Linked DNA regions of Homo sapiens: region 1 is linked to region 2. Evidence: read pairs that join two places in POLR2A ChIA-PET (ENCODE). Cell type or tissue: OCI-LY7. All regions are shown on one strand. Links, peaks and the distances in the headings refer to the core of each region. The heading gives the core; the rest is flanking DNA.

Region 1 (8,276 bases), core at 1-8,000, 69 kb before region 2:
GGAAAACATAGTATATATAGTGCTTGGTGTTATCCAAGGTGCCAGACATCCACTGGGGGTCTTGAAATGTATCCCCTGAGGGTAAGCGGGGAAAACTGTATGTATGCAAGAGAAATGTAAACATCTGTTTACCTAAAGACATAGAGAAGAAACGTCGTAGCGACATGGTTCAGTTTAGACAGCAGTGAGGTCGGGAAACTATTGCCACAGGCTACAGCCAGCACAGCTTTAGCAACATGATGTTGAGCAAATAGTCTAGATTCTGCAGAGCTGGTCCAGGGCCCCCCAAGTGCAGACCTGCCCCCTTTCCCCCTCTGAAGTTTTATGATTGCAAATCAGATATCATTTTCTCATCAACATATATTATGATTCCAGAATGTATTTCCACCCCCCTCAAATTGTGTGACTCTGTTTATAATAAGTTCAACAGCAGGTGAAAGCAATCTGTGCTGTTAGAAGTCAGGAGAGTGGCTACCCTTCTGGAGGAGAGGGAGAGGTGGCGGGGAGGGTGGTGATCACAAGGGCTTCTGGATACTCCTGGAGGGGCTGACTGATGTCCTGTTCCTTTTTTCTAGGTGCTAGTTACACGGGTGTGTTCAGTTTGTGAAATTCCTCAAGCAGTATGCCAAGGATTTGTGCACTTTATATATGTCACATTTCCATAAAACATTTACATCTTAAAAAAAGGAGGGTGGGATAAGGGGCTGTCTTGGGGTCATTCTGGCCCTGCTGTGCCTCGGCTCTCTCAGTCTAGCCCTGCTTCCTTTTTTTTTTTTTTTTCTTTTTTTTTCAGCTGTGCTCAGCGCCCAGGGAAAGATCCCAGTGGTGGGTGGGGTGGGCTCCTTGCTTGGGGTTTGGCAGGGTTTTCTGAGGTCACGCCAAGAGGCTGCTGTGGAGGGAGAGATGCGTAAGGACTGAATTTCCTTGCAGGGTCTGACTCTGGGCTGCAAAGTGGTTTCCTGGGCAACCAGTTGTTGTGAGAAAAACAGAACAGTGAGAGAACATGGCAGGGTCAGATGAGGAAAGATACTCTGGGGAACTCACGCACGCAGAGGAATAAGAGGAAGCAGTAAGCGTTGGGGCTGGGTCAGGGTCCTCAAAGCGCAGACCTGCCCCTCTTCCCACTTTTGGAGTGTTATGTTTGCAGATAAGATCTCATTTTCTCATAGACATATATTATGATTCCAGAATGTCTTTCCATCCCCCTCAAATTGTGGGGTCTGTGAAATATGGCTGTGAAATTCGATCCCCAGGTTGGGGGTCAAATACGGTGTCTTGTCCGTTTGGGTGGCTATAACAAATTACCATAAACAGAGTGGCTTATAAACAACAGAAAGTGATAAGTCACTTCTGGAGGCTGGAAGTCTGAGACTAAGGTGCCAGCAGGTTTAGGGTCTGTGATGGCTGCTTCCTGCTACATGGATGGCGCCTTGTGCTGTGTCTTTGCGTGGTGGAAGGGGCGAGGCAGCTCTCCAGCGTTTCTTTCATGAGGGCACTAATCCCATCATGAGGGCTCTGCCCTCCTGACCTTATCACCTCTCAAAGGCCCCACTTCCTAATGCCATCAGCTCGGGGATTACAGTTTAAACATGTGAATTTTGGGGGAGCACACATTCAGAAAATGTCATATGAGCACATTGAAAATTTAAAAAAACAATCACTTACATCCCAGTTGTCTTTATTTGTAGAAAGTCCAGTATTGCATCTTGAAGATCCTCACCTTCCCTATTGTCCGTGAAGTCTGGGGGCATTCTGGGTCCATGGGGGAGGTCAGCAACCTTCAAACTGCAGGTGGAGGGAGGGTCCTAAAATGGTTGAGCCTCTCGCTGGAGCTGCTGCGCCAGTGGTGACCACACTGTGTCGCTGTTGAACACTGGGTTTGCATAGCCTGAGGAACGCTGGCTTTCCACTGAAGTGGGGCCCCCAGGACAGCGCCTTCCAGGCACACCCAGGTGCTCAGCTTCCGTTCTCCCAAATAAAGCATCAGGCAATAAAACACCAAGGTCGCTGGGGCCAGAGGTACTTCCAGTCTCCCTAGAGATGGGACAAAACCTCCCCAACATCGCACAGCCGAAAGACCAGGCTCCTGAACACATGCACACACACACACGTGTGTGTCCTGATGTGTACACACGTATGCACACACATGCACACACATGTACACATGCACACACGCATGCACACATGCACACACATAATGCACACACAAACTCCCTTTCTCTCTCTCTCTCTGCATTACGTAGTTTGGAGCTGTGAAGCTGAAAGCTATTCTAAGATACTTTAGGGCTGACTTTGCTCCAGCTAAAGATCCCACAAAGATCCCCTGTGGAAGCTCACATGGGGTCTACACGGGGTAGGATATAAGTTTGGGCTGCAGAGTTAGATATTTTTGTATTCAAGTCTTGGTTCTGCCAAATGCAACCTGTGGGTTTTGGGCAAGTAGTTTCGTCTCTCAGAACCTTATAAAATGGATAATAGAGTAGTACCCCTCCGATAGGGCTGTTGTCAGGGACAAGGAACTAATACCCATGAAGCACTGCTTAAAGGTTTCTCCTCCAAGGGCTTTGGCTCTTGGGGACTCTTTTGCCTCTGTGCCTGGCTGCAGGCTCTCCCTAAGGACTGAGTTCTGGGGTTGTCTTGCCTTCTGCCCACCCTGGAATCAGCCATTTCTTCAAGGAGCTTGGGCTCTGGCGTTCCTATGCCCCAAACTCCCTGGATACTTGTAATGTGAAACCAGGTTGAGGACTGCACAGCATCTTTGTTCTTTCTAGTATTTGAAGAACCACCTGGTGTGAGTGTTCACTGTGTGCTGGGGGTATCATCTGATTTGATCCTCACAAACCACCGCACAAGGGAAAATTGTTAACCAGTTTTGCACATAAAAAAACAAAGGCTGCCCGAATTAGGCAATGTGTCCAGGGTCACACACAGAGTGTGGACAGAGCAGGATTTGAACCCAGGCCCCTTTTTCTCTAGAGCCCTTTGCTTCCTCTCTGCCTCTACTTCTCAGCCTTCCAGCCCGGGAGCTATGAAAATCAGCCTTCCCTACAGGCTCAAGCCTGCACTCCTCCCATCCCACTTAATATGTTCTCCCACACGGTTTTATGTTGCAATTTTCATTCATTCATTCATTCATTTTGCAGGTCGTTTTGCATGTAAAGCCAGGCTGATCCAGAGCAGGCAGGTGGCATGCAAGGCTGAGGGACTGGCAGGCTGGCAGCATTGCCCAGAGGAGCTCAGTCTGGGAGCACAGAGACAGCGCATCTCTGGGACCAGACTCTGCAGGCACAGAGTGAGGACCAGCAGCTCTCCTCTGGCTGCAGCCCTTGTATATAAGGCTGCAAAGCTGCAATCATCTCGAGGAACTCTGTGCAGCAGCAGGAGCTTATCCCAGAGGGAAACACCTGGAGGAGCCCGGGAGTCAGGCATCATGGGCCGCGGGTCTCAGACTCTGTCCAAGAAGCAGTCAGGGGAAGATGCCATCTTTCCTCAGACCATCACCCCTACGCTGGGCCTGGCTGCATGGAGCGTCTGTGACTACTTGATTAGGTTTAGACTCCCCATTTAAAAAGGAAATTCAGGCTCATGAAAAAAGATTTGGAAAATACACAAATAATACTCATTTGCACACTCAACATCCACTGTTCTTGGCATTTGGGTGTCCTTCCTTCTTTCCTTCCTTCCTTCCTTCCTTCCTTCCTTTCTCTTTTTTTTTTTTTTTTTTTGAGATGGAGTTTCACTCTTGTTGCCCAGGTTGGAGTGCAATGGCGTGATCTCAGCTCACCACAACCTCCACCTCCCGGGTTCAAGCGGTTCTCCTGCCTCAGCCTCCCGAGTAGCTGGGATTACAGGCATGCGCCACCATGCCCGGCTAATTTTGTATTTTTAGTAGAGATGAGGTTTCTCCATGTTGGTCAGGCTGGTCTCGAACTCCTGACCTCAGGTGATCCGCCTGCCTCTGTCGGCCTCTCAAAATGCTGGGAATAGAGGCGTGAGCCACTGCGCCCAGCCGTTTGCGTGTCTTTCTTTCCAGATTCCACTTGCTGCCCATGTGCTGTCAGGTGATTCTCAGTTGACATCTTATCACCGCCATGTCCTAATAATAATAATAATAAAATACGACTTGGAGCACATGCTGGGACCTGCTATAACCTGCACGCCATGAGCTCCTTCAGTTCTATGATGACGCTTTGAAGGGGGAAATTTCACCCCTCCCTGTTTGACAGATGAAGTCACTGGGGCAAAGCCACGCAGCTAGAGCCAAGCTTTGAGGCCAGGCAGCTTTGCACAAAGGCGACTGCACAGACCACCTGTTCTTACTCCTCCTACAGCAGTGACTGAGTTCCTTCCAGCTGAAGGTTCTGTCTGGAGCTCCCAGGACTCTGCGATGGTGAAAACTGCATCCCTGAGAGTCTGTTAATTCCTTCAGGGACCCTCCAAGACTGGGGCTTGACTCAGCTTCCAGCGTAGCCAGGCCTTTCTGGAGTCTTCCAACCCCTGGTATCAGCTCTTTCTCGTGGGAGGCTAAGAGTCCAGAGGATCCAAGTGACCCTGGTCCTTGTCTCTGTCCACCAAAGGCTCCTGAAATAAAACAGAGTTGGTAGATCTGTTTCCAAGTGACAACACCCCTTGTCTGTCCCCACCAGAGGCTCTTGAAATAAAACCCTGAGTTGGTAGGTCTGTTGCTTGCTGCTGAAATGCAAGCTCAGGGCTCCCTGGGTTTTGAACACCATTTGGGGCTCTGAGTACCTGTGGGGGAAGGGAAGCCTTCACTATCAGCATGGCCTCTTCACCCCGCCTGCCCGTCTGCTGACACCTCTGCGGGTGTCTCCTCCTTCTCTGCAGAGGGAGAGATAAGCATCTTTCTAAAGGAGGCAACTGGTCACCTTCTGGCACAAATTAAACCGCAGAGGCTCCTGAGGACATGCCGGGAGTCACTCTGAGCTCCTTGTAACCGTGAGGGGCTGGCTGGCTGCTGGGGCTCTGGGTCCCCCAGACCCATCCATCAGCTGGGCGGCTTTGATTCTGATAGTGGTTTGATCTGCAGTGACAGGAGTGGGGGAGGAGGTTTATGGCCCCCACTTCCCCCAGGCCTTGGAGCTCAGTGGCTCCAGAGGGGACCTTGTCCAGCCAGGTGGTGGCCTGCATCTGGTCTAACAGGCTGCTGGCCTGGAGAATTGACAAGAAACTAGCTACAAACAGCTCCATGTGGGGCTGCAGATCTACGTTTTGAATACTTGTCTCATTTATTACAATAACTTGAGGGTAGGTATTAGTGCATCACTTTTCACATGAGGAAACAGGCTCAGATAGGGTAAGTTGTCTAAGGCTGCCCAGCTAGGAAGCAGAGCTGGGTTTTAGACAGGTCTATCTGACACTATAGCTCAGTGTCTTCTGATTTTCCCCAAAGTTTCCCAAATGGAGGGGCGGGTGGGGCTGACTCTGGGCCCTAAAAAGTCCTGACACCATGGGAGAGAAAAGGCTGTGCTGAGACCTTCTGTTCACATGAAGGAGAAAGTCTCAGGGTGGTTCCAATAGGTCTTTAACCCTCAGTAGCATTTGCTCATCTCTCTTGGGATTTTATTGTTATTGTTGTTTGTTTTGGATACAAATTTGTTTGTTTTAATTTTTTCATATATTAACTTCTTTTTGAAATAATTTCAAGCTTACAGAAGAGTTGCCAGTGTGCAACAACTGAACCTTAGAGTGTAACTTGCCGACCTGATGTGCCTTCACCCCTGGATGCTTGGTGTAAGCCTCCTACACACCAGGACTTTTCCCTGCAGAGCTATAAAAGCGTCATCAAAATCAGCAGCTACACTGGCACATTGTTGCCATGCAACCCTCAGACCATGCTCAACTTTCCCCAGTTGTTTGAAAAAGACTCAGAGCCTTAGACAGCCCTCAGTTTCAAGCTAGGATTTAATAACGTTGTCTTCTTTCGTTTTAACTCGTTTGGATGATTGATTACTTTCTGTTTATTGCTGGCAGCATCAGCTTCCTTTTAAGGTTGTGATATAAATTCCATTATATCTAATATTTTAAAATTTGTTGAGGTTTGTTTTATGACCAGGGTATGGTCTATCTTGGTGAAGGTTCCATGGAGCCTTAAAAAGAGTGTGCATTCTGCTGTTGTTCATTAGAATGTTTTATAAATGTCCATTAGATCCTGTTGGTTGATGGTGCTGTTCGGCTCTTCTATATCCTTGCTGATTTTCTGTCCAGTAGTTTCATCAGTTGCTGGGAGAAGGGCGTTGATGTCTTGAACTATAATTGTGAATTTGTCTGTTTCTTCTTTCAGTTCTATCAGTTTTTGCTTCACATATTTTGAAACTCTACTGTTTGGTGCATACATATTCGAGATTGCTATGTCTTCTTGGTAGATTGACTCTTTTATCATTGTACAATGTCCCTTTTGGTCCCTGATAATTTTCTTTGCTCTAAAGTCCACTTTATTTGATATTAATATAGACAGGCCTCCTTTGTATGGATTAATGTGCTTGAAATATATATATATATATATATATGCATACATACACATACATATATATATATTTAAAACTTTGTCTACCTATGTAACTATATTTGAAGTGAGTTTCTTTTAGACAGTGTATAGTTAGGTCATTAAAAAAAATCATTCTGCCAACCTCTGTCTTTTAATTGGTGTATCTAGGCCATTTACATTTAATGTAATTTTTGACAGAGTAGGACTTAAATCTCCCATTTTATTGATTCTGTTTTTTCCTTCTGTGCATCATTCCTCTATTTCCATTTTCCTATCTTTCTATGGGTTACTTGAACATTTTTAAAAAGAATTCCATTTATATATTTGAGTATATTTCTTTGAATGGTTTTTTAATGGTATTACATTATACATACATATCACAGTCATGAAGTTTTCCTTAAAGTTAATTTAAGTAAAAAAGTGAGCTGATCGAATAAGATATTGAGTAAATAGCAGTTAACACTCACAGAGTGGTTACTCTCTGTTAGGCATTTTCCTAATTGCTTTACAAGTATTAACTCATTTAATTCTCAGATAACGTCATGATGTAGATTATGATTCCTGTTTCCTAGTTAAGGAAACAAAGGGACAGAGAGGTTAAATCACTTGCCAAAAGCCACACAGCCAGTAAGTGGCAGAGTGGGGATTGGGACCCAGGCTGCCTGGCTCAGACTCCGTGTTCCTGACCATCATGTGATGATATGGCAGAAACTGTGAAGGTGGACTGCATGGTCTAAATTTGGGAAACCTTCTACTTGGCCGTATTTGTTTCCAGACCCTCTGCCATGAGATCCTTACTCTCCTGGTAGAAGAAGAGAGAGAAAGGGTGGCTCTGTAGCTGTTTTGAAAATATCATGAAGGTGCAGCCATAGAGAAGCTTGTAGGGCTCTTGTGTTCCCAAGGCTGCCGAGCCCAGGTGTTGGGGGCGGGATGGAGGAAAGGGGAGGAGTGGCCTCTCTGCCATCTAGTGGTGCGCCGCATGCACCCATATGCCACCTGCTCATGCTCTTCAAGGTTGCCCAGACCACCCTCTCTCCCTCACTCCCTCCCTTCCTCCCCAGCTCCCACATCTTTCCTTCCATTCTTCCTTCCATTCTTCTTTCTTTCTTTCTGTCTCTGTCTCTTCCACTTCTCTGCAGGTCTCTTGGCTTATCTCTGTTGGTTTCTGTGAGCATCTCTCTCCTCGTCTCCCTGTCTCCCTGCTCTGTCTCCCTATCTCTGGTCCACAGCCCCACAGCTCTTCACCCTCCTTAGTTGTCTCTTAGCACAGCCCCGGGGCCAGGGCTGAGGCTTTGCGGCCCTGCTTTCAAGCAGACAAGATCAGTCCAATGTTCTGACAAGTGGAGACCTGGTTTCTTTGCCAGCTTCGGTTCTTCTTTGCAGGAGGGTCGGGATTTGGGGAAAGGAAAAAAGCCATATTCTTGAAGAAAGGAGAAGCAGGTTTGGGACCCTCTAAGTTTTGAAAACCCAGACCCTTCCCAGGCAAGCTCATCTCAGGAGGGCAGAGCCAGTCCCCCTGCACATTCTGAGGTAGGTTGCACCAGGGAGCCCAGGCCAGGCTGGCAGGGGAGTGGCCCTGGATAAGAAGCACACCCTCCAAGTCAGGAGGCTCCCCACCCCCGGGGGAGGACAGAGGAGGATGTGTGGGCAAGGCCATTGGCTTCCTGCTCTCCACCTCCTTGCAGATGCCCTGAGGGCCCACGCCTGTCTCCTGGGGAACATGGAGGACTGAGCTGTAGGAGCCAGGAGAGCCAGGTCCCATAGTGGATCA
Region 2 (8,294 bases), core at 295-8,294:
GCAGATCAGAGCTTGGGCTTCCATGAGCGAGAGAAATGGACTTTTGTTTATTGGAGTCTTGGTTAGACGCGGTTCAAACCATATAATTTCTAATGCAGATTTTTGAGGTTAAGAGCACGGTTATCATAATTTTACGTGCATCATCTCATTTAATTTTCACAGCCACCCCTCGAGAGAGGTGGGTACCATTGTTATCTCCATTTTGCAGTTGAAAAACCCCGAGCACTTGCCTGCAGTCACGTCATGAATCAAAAGACAGAAACTTACTAGAAACAGGAACTGAGGGTCTCCCCAAAGCAAGTCTTCTGACAATCCAAGATGAGGGTTCCTGCTTCCCAAAGGCAACCAGCCTTTCCCTGAGTATCTCAGGCATTGATGTGTTTTAACCAACAGCCCTTTGCACAAGGTGGCCTTTTAATAAACACTGATTGATTTGTGCTTTTTTGGGAGGGTTGTTGACATGTCAAAAACGGTGGCTCTTACTAAGATGTGAAACTGGTAACAGCAACTCTGCCTCAACGTCTGATGCGGTTATAGGTTCCCAGGAAGCCACAGGCCTCAGGACTCCAGGTTGCTCAAAGGCTGGTGTCTTCCTGAAGGAGGGCTGTTTTCGCGCCCAGCATGGCGGTGGGGTCTGGAGAGCACACCTCTGCCTCTCCTCCAGAAGAAACCTATCCTTCCTTGGAAAGAGCAACAGCATTTCAGCTGGGAATAACATAAGGCTCTGCTACGAGAAAGTGCTTTCACTGACAACTCTCACAAGAAACTCTTGCCTGTCTGTCTTGACTGTCCGCTGCCTAAAACTTGGTGGTTTTACGGGCAGAGTGAAGGATGTGGCTCACACGACTCGGTGGGCCAAGAGGGAGGTATGAGTGATCAGAGAGTCCCGGGTGGAGGGAAGAAGAACCCAGGTGCCTTTTCACAGCGTAGGGACAAGGAGGGCGCAGGGAAGGACCCAACCTGGCCCAGCGGTCTCCCTCGGCGGGCCATGCCCGGCCCTATCCTTCCGCCGCGTCTGCGCCTCCTTTCCCATTGTGTTTGGCTCCCTGGCACCGGATGGACCCGGCTTGGCCACCATGTTCTGAACAGGCGTTCTCACATTTTTCTTCCAAGATGGGCTCAAACATAAACAGCCCCGGATGGTGGGCATCCGGACTCCGGGGGCCCATTGGCTCTATCCGGTGTTTGTCACTTCCCCGGAGACTGCTGGCGGTGAAGGGTGGGGTTTGAGACAGGCATTCATGTGTCCGAGGAGCGGCCAGGACAAATGGGTATGTCGGGAGGTCGGGATCAGAGAGCCCGATGTTTATGCTGCTGGGCCCTGGGACGCGCCCATGTTGGTTGACTCCACCATATGAAGTCTGTTCTGTTTTGCTTCACAGGAAGCTTGCAGCTTGGAAGTGTGTCCAGCGTAAGGCTTCCTAATCACTCTACTGTTTCTGGCTGCCTTTGAGGATTTTGGCAGGAGAGAAACCATTGCTCTACATTTCCCAGGAAATAGTGGGGTCTGAGGTGTCTGGTGCTTGACTCGGACCAAGATGAGCCGAGGGGGTGGCGGTTGGCAGGTCTCATCCAAGATAGCTTTGTCTGTGTCTCAGCCGCTTTGGAACTGGAGGGGATCCCGATAGAGACTTAACACAGTGTTAGTAAGAGGCAAATGTCTGGCCGTGTGATCCTGGGCGACTTCCTGGGAACTAGACTTGCCAAGTTCCAAGCTTTAAACGTTGGCTGGGTCAAGGCACAAATGCACCTGTGTGTGCACGTGGGCACAGATGTGTATGAACGTGTGTGAAGCCCCAGAAAGGACCCCTGGGGTGCTCATTTTTTACCCCCAAGGGAACCAGTCTTGAAAATGAGCAGGCGGGCACTGGGAAGCCCCTCCGAGGGTTGGTGTAATCGGTGGGGGTGAGCCGGCTTCCCAAGGCCATCCATCACACAGAGGGCTGGCGGTATGTTAGCATCGCCTCAGCAAGAGATAGCGGGGGAAAAATGGCCTGGACGGACGATGTGCTTATCTGGCCTGGTGTCTGCGAGGCCTGTCGAAAGGGGATAGGTCCATTCATCAAGCCAGCAGGGGTTACCCCTAGCTGGGGCCCCACAGCACCTCTCACTCCTCTCTGGCCTCCACGTTCTGAACCCACCTGGTCGCCCCACATCTTTTTCATAGACTTGACAAGACTATGTCGTCCAAAGTGGTGATACATGAGGCTTATCTGTGGTGTGTTACAACAGGAGATGCAGATTTTTCTTTGTTTACAGTTTCCAATTCTATGAGCTTGGATGAGTTATACAATTAAACAAAGCAAAGCAATATTGTCTTCTAAGCTAACCTGTGGTTGCAGAGGGAACTCCCAGTCAGGCCATGGACAAGATGTTCGTCATCACTGTTATGTGAGACTTCTGTTGTGTCCAAATAAGTTTTTGCATCACATTCCGTGTTGAGATGGGCGTCCTCAGTGTACAGAGTTGCTTGCTGGTCAATGTGAGGACAGATTGCCAAGATGCAGGGTTGCTATGTCGCACTTTCAACTGACCCCAGATGACAAATGAAACTCCAGGGGCTAATTCTAGACAAAGGAATTTCAGCAGCCCCAGGTGACTTTCAGCAGCTCCCCAACCCCCATCTCGCACCACTCCCCAACCCCCCACCCCTCCCACCCCGCCCCCCACCCCAGGATGTGACTTTCATTTTCATGCCTAAGAGATTCAGGGCCCTGTACCCACTTCCTGGGGACCATGTGCTGTGGCCCTGCCCCTGGGTCTGCTCGCTTAAGGCAGGTAGGTGAGGGATTTCTGGCATGCCATGGCTAAGGGGACCCAGCATCCCTCCAGCTCGCTCTTTGAGCATCTCCCAGTGCCCGGTGTAGCCAGCTGAGCAAGGCAAGGCGGGAGCAATGGACGTAAGGGCAGGCAGAGCTGAGGCTCCCACAGGGGTGCCCCAGGGTCTCTGGACCCTCCCTGGATGCGCTCCGCCCCTGAAAGCTGCCTGGCTTACCTGCAGCCTGGGAGTGGCCTCTGGCCACTGACACATCTGTACTCAGAGAGGCTGCCGGCTGACACTCCCGCTCAGATGGTCTTTGTTGGACATTATCTTCTAGGTGGGGGATGGGGGGGATGGGGAATGCCCAGGGGACCAGACGGCCCCTGTCAGTTGCCCTGTGGGTGACCTCCACCTGCCTCAAGGAGGTGATCCTCATTAGCCAGGTAGATGATAACAAGAATGGCAATAATAAATAGCAGAAGTGGAAGACCTACCACTGTGTGCCAGGCCATGTATGGATGTCATTCTCTGCAACACCCCTGTCAGGGCAGGTGTCCCTGAGCCTGCGCTGCAGCCGAGGGATCCCAGGCTCTGAGCAGGGTAACCATACCCCAGCTCCGTGTGCAGCTCAGTGTTGGCCCCTGAGCCCGGGCTGTGCCTCCTGCTCTTTGGCCCAGCTCATTCAATCTCCATGGTTGCCGGGAGGGAGGGCCTATTGTGATGCCCGTTTTGCAGACAGGCATGGGGTGACTCGCGTTTACAGGTGAGGAAATGGGCTCAGATTGGGGGAGACGCTGGCAGCTGGAACTGGGAGCCCTGTTCCTGCAACACAAACTCACAGGGAAGCCAGACGCAGGGGCCAGAGGCCCGAGGGGGAGCTGGGCTGGGAGGGTCTGGATTTGGCTCTCTTGCCTTCCCAGTGAGGGGATTCAGGGGGATCTCGACCACACCCCCAGGGAGAGCAGGGGATGTTATTGACGGAACCATTCCTACCTGTTAACTATGTGCTGCGTGCTGCTAGGAGCATCATCTCCCCATGTTCCCTCCACAGTCCTCTTCTCAGCCCCATCTTATAGATGAGGGAACTGAGGCCAAGAGAGAATGCGTGACTTTGCCAGTGTTGCTCAGCTAGGAAGAGATGGAGCTGGGATTTGAACCCAGGCCCAGGTGACTCTGCAGCCCCCCAGGGAAGGTTGTTGCTCCCTGGCCAGGAAGCACCGTCTGCACTCACAGGTCACTTCCCAGGTGACTTTCAGCAGCCTCCACCGAGACATGACTTTCATTTTCATGCCTAAGAGATTCAGGGCCCTGTACCCACTTCCTGGGGACCATGTGCTATGGCCCTGCCCCTGGGGACTCTCCCTTAAGGCCCGTGGGTCCACTTTTGCAATTTGTATTTGAAAAACAGGAACAAGGCCAGTACCCTGGTTGTTCCTCCTCAGGGCTTGGGAGCTTTTCCCAAATGAACGAGAGACTTCTTGGGTGGGTTTGGCTGCTGTCTGCCACGGTGGAGTCTCTCCTTTAGTCTCTGCCCTAGCCTGTGTTCTTTCCCTGGGTTTCCAGAGCAAAGGCATTTTAGAACACAGTGGTGTCTGTTCTTAGGGGTCTGGTGACTGTTTTTTGTTTTTTTTTTGTAGGCAGTGTGGGCTGTCGCTGTGCCCTTCTAACTTGACCCCAGAATGTAGCGTCGTTATCGGGCCATCTCTGCAGCCTGTGTGAGTCCAGTTGAATTATGTCAGGGAGGTTATCAAGGGACACACGGTAGTTCTGCCAGGGCAGCCGGGTCTTGGGGTTAAAGGGCAAAGGTCAGCATCTACCGGGGGCTCCATGTGGGATGGATTAAGTTGCCACCATGCTTGGGTGGCGGGTGGCCCGAGGGAGGACTCAGCCACTCCTAGGCCAGACCCTGTTGAAGTCACCTTGGTGTGAACCACAGGGCTCAGATCTCTAAGAATTGACTCAGTTTTTCTCTGGGAGGAAAAATCCAGTAGGCTCTTTGGAATCAGGATGGATGCTTACAGGGGAACAGTGTCTGTGGGAGTGGAGGGTCTTGGTTTCTGTGTGTGGTGGCTCCAGGCTTGGAGTGGGAAGGGGTGGGTGAACTCCTCAGCCAGAGCATTCATGGACACACAGTTGAGGACCCTGGGTTCAAGGGGTGGGCTTGAAAGCTGTGAAGCCTGTATGGGCTCTCTAGATCTAAGACATCAGAAACTCAAGGGGCCCCAGAGAAATAAGAAAAGTCCTATTTCCAATGAACTTTCCAGAACACCACAACCAGAAAATCTAGCTATTGAATGTCAGCAAAGAGGAATTCTATTTGCATTCTCTTTTTGTGGGGGTAGGGTACAGGTTCTCCCTCTGTCACCCAGGATGGAGTGCAGTGGTGCGATCACCGCTCACTGCAGCGTCAGCCTCCCTGGGTTCAAGCAATTCTCCCACCACAGCCTCCCAAGTAGCTGGGACTACAGCTGCAGGCCACCATTATTAAAATTAGCCACAAAAAGTAGCTGTGGCTAATTTTTAACTTTTTTTTTTTGTAGTGGTGGGGGTCTCACTATGTTGCCCAGGCTTATTTCAAACTCCTGTCTTCAAGCAATCCTCCCACCTCAGCCTCTCAAAATGCTGGGATTACAGGCATGAGCCACCATGCCTGGCCACATTGTCCTTACTTTGAATTATATATGAGGTACAGGGGGATTCTAATCATTTACTGAAGAAATATTTATTAAGCAGCTGCTGTGTACCAGGCACTATTCTAGGAATAAGAGATAACATTAGTAGGGAGATAAACCTCTAAACAAACAAACGAAAAAATCCCTGCCCTCTGTGGTTTATCCTCCAGTGGTGAGATAGCAAAACATAGCAAAGGAGTAAAATATGTAGTTGGATAGGAGACAATAAAGATTGTAAAAATAAAATAGACCACGGTGAGGACAGGGGAGCTATGTGGGTTTGGGGTGGATTTTTGAAAGGAGTGGTGATAAAATGATGTCCCATTGTCTCTAGGATCAGGGGCTTTAAAAGCTCATTCAGGGCCAATATTAGTCCGTGAAACAATTTGGATCCCCACCCCCACCAGTATGTGCCAGCCTCAGTTTACAAATCTCCGAGAGGAGGCCACTCACAGGGCATCTTTAGTAGTTACTGGGAAAGTTACTCAAGGTGTCTCTGGAAGGGCTTGCAGAATGGGCCATTCCCAAATCGGGGCTTGGAGAAGCCTGCAGAATATGCAAAGAGGCCTCAGCAAGGAGGCAGAGGAGGCCCGGACCGAGGAAGGGAAATGAAGAGATGGTTGTGCCTAGGGTTTTGGAATTCCCCGTGGAGTTGGGATTTGCTGTGATTAGACACCATCCTGGCCAGGCGTGGTGGCTCACGCCTGTATCCTGGCACTTTGAGAGGCTGGGGTGGGTGGATCACTTGAAGTCAGGAGTTCGAGACCAGCCTGGCCAACATGGTGGAACCCCACCTCTATTAAAAATACAAAAAGAAAACAGGCATGGTGGTGGGCTCCTGTAGTCCCAGCTACTCAGGAGGCTGAGGCAGGAGAATTGCTTGAACCTGGGAGGCAGAGGCTGCAGTGGCTGAGATGGCACCACTACACTCCAGTCTGGGCGAGTGAGACTCTGTCTCAAAAAAAAAAAAAAAAAAAAAAAAAAGACACTCTCCTGAGGGCATTTACTAAGAAGGCCCCCAATGACGAGAAAGTGTAATGTATTGCAATTCCAGCGTAACAGGCTAATAATAACATGTGAATGGTTATTATTAATGACTCCCCCGTGGTCTCCAGTGCCAGGGGCTCCCTACACACTGGGCGGGTGAGGAACTGCTGGCGCTTACTGAGCTTGGAACACGGGCCGGGACCTGGGCTGTTTGTGTCTCCTGCGATGCTAGAACACATCAGCTGGAAGGCTCACAGCCACAGAAACGTGTCCTCTCCCAGTCCTGGAGGCTGGAAGTCCAACATCAAGGCCTTGGCAGGGTTGTGCCCCCTCCAAAACCTCTAGAGGGGGATCCTTCCCACCTCCTCCAGTTCCCGGTGGCCCCGCGTATTCCTGGGCTTGCAGCTGCATCGCTCCAATCTCCGCCATGTGGACACATCGTCTCCTCTTCTGTTTCTTATGAGGAGTCCTGTCGTTCGATCTGGGGCCCAACCTCATTGAGGACACTCTCATCTGCAGATCCCTAACTTAATCCCATCTGCAAAAACTGCTTTTCCAAGTGGGCTCCCATGCGCAGGCCTCAGGGCTTGGGCTGTGGACATCTCTTATCGGGGGCCACCATTCCACTCACTCCCCAGGCTAAGTACTCAGTGCCCCAAATCTCAATCCTTGCAACAACCCCCATCCTCTATGTAGAGAGGAGGAAACCGGGTCTGGGGGCATTGACGCAATTGCCCAAGGTCACACAGCGGCAAACTGTTGAGTCCATCTGAGCCTGCATCTCCCCAGGTGTCCTTCCCGGCCGGCCTCGGCACAGGACAGACGCCAGAGGTGGGAAGGCCTGAGGTTTTCCCGAATTCCTCCTCCTCCAAACAGCAAAATTATGCAACAGTTAAGAAGCAGTCACAGGATGCGGAAGAGGCTGTGGAAGGACCCAGGAAAACTGTGGATGGTTTTTGAGAGGCACGTGAAGATTAACCAGGGCTGTATCCGCACCACATGGGTTTATTGAGATGGTGATTGTGGCTGTGGTTACAATATTCATTATTGTATAAGCTACCCCTGCTCCTAGCCCTCACCGTAACTCTGTGCCCTGTTTTTTTTTTTTTTTTTAAGAGCCATGCATTTATTGCCTGATAGGTCCTCATGGTCACCTTTCAAGCTAAGTTCTAGCTTCAGCCCTATTTTACAGTTAGGAACACTGAGAACTGTTTTGCTCACTTTCAACTTGGCTCCCTGTCTGAAAAATTCCATCTAGGCTCATGAACTCTGTCCTCCAACCCCTCTCTCCTCTCCCCAAATGGAGGTGCATGTCTGGAATAGATCCGATGGCCTTTTTACCTGGAGGGCAGTGAGTGGTCGCTTCCTGGCTCTCTTCTGGGCAGGCCTGCAGGGGGTGCTACTGGGGATCCTGGCAGACTGAGGACACTGGGGCTCCTTTGGGTGCCTGTGGCCTGGGAGGCAGGCCTGGGTCCCGGGTGAGGCCACAGCTGCGGGTGGGCCCACCTAACTAGGGCACAGGAGGCTGCCAGGAACGCAGGAAAGCACCGAGGTCTTGGAACAAACACAGCGCGGGGTGCTTGCAGAAGGGAAATGAACACAAATCTGGCTGCAGCATGGACCGCCACCTCCCATACAAGCCTGTCCACTGTCCCCACCTCTCACTGGGCCCTGGAGAGACTGGAGTCCAGAAATGCTGTCCGTAGTGAGGCCTCTGGCCCCTTCCCTGGAAGACCGGCTTGGACTCACTTTCCGAAAAAGGCCTGCACCAGGTCATCTTCCTGGGTGCCTGGCCCCTCAGGCTCCCCTGGACTGAGTCTTGGCAGCTGCAGCTGCACCTGGCCAGGAGGCCAAGTTCTGAGCTCCAGGGTTCT

What was found. ChIA-PET counts read pairs that join two places held together with the same protein. Peaks named below come from ENCODE experiments on the same cell type or tissue, not always from the same donor. Only the 100,000 strongest peaks of a DNase experiment are listed, where the experiment ranks them.
Region 1: POLR2A ChIA-PET joins it to region 2 with 5 read pairs; 4 of 35 experiments call an interaction of 5 or more read pairs at or near these places.

The regions. Positions count from the first base shown.
Region 1 is chr16:86,017,740-86,026,015 of GRCh38, forward strand. No RefSeq gene overlaps it. Among named protein-coding and RNA genes, the nearest start is that of LINC02132, 86 kb to the left of the region's middle. In OCI-LY7, for the core only: CTCF peaks have their summits at 1,834, 2,040 and 7,500 (motif pointing left); no DNase peak of the experiment used is centred there.
Region 2 is chr16:86,086,107-86,094,400 of GRCh38, forward strand. LOC124903742 (a long non-coding RNA gene) reads right to left here and starts at 3,436. Exons shown (of 2, transcript XR_007065162.1): 1 at 3,256-3,436; 2 at 397-2,567. RefSeq lists enhancers at 1,432-2,057, 2,058-2,682. In OCI-LY7, for the core only: a CTCF peak has its summit at 7,848 (motif pointing right); a DNase peak (open chromatin) is centred at 4,085.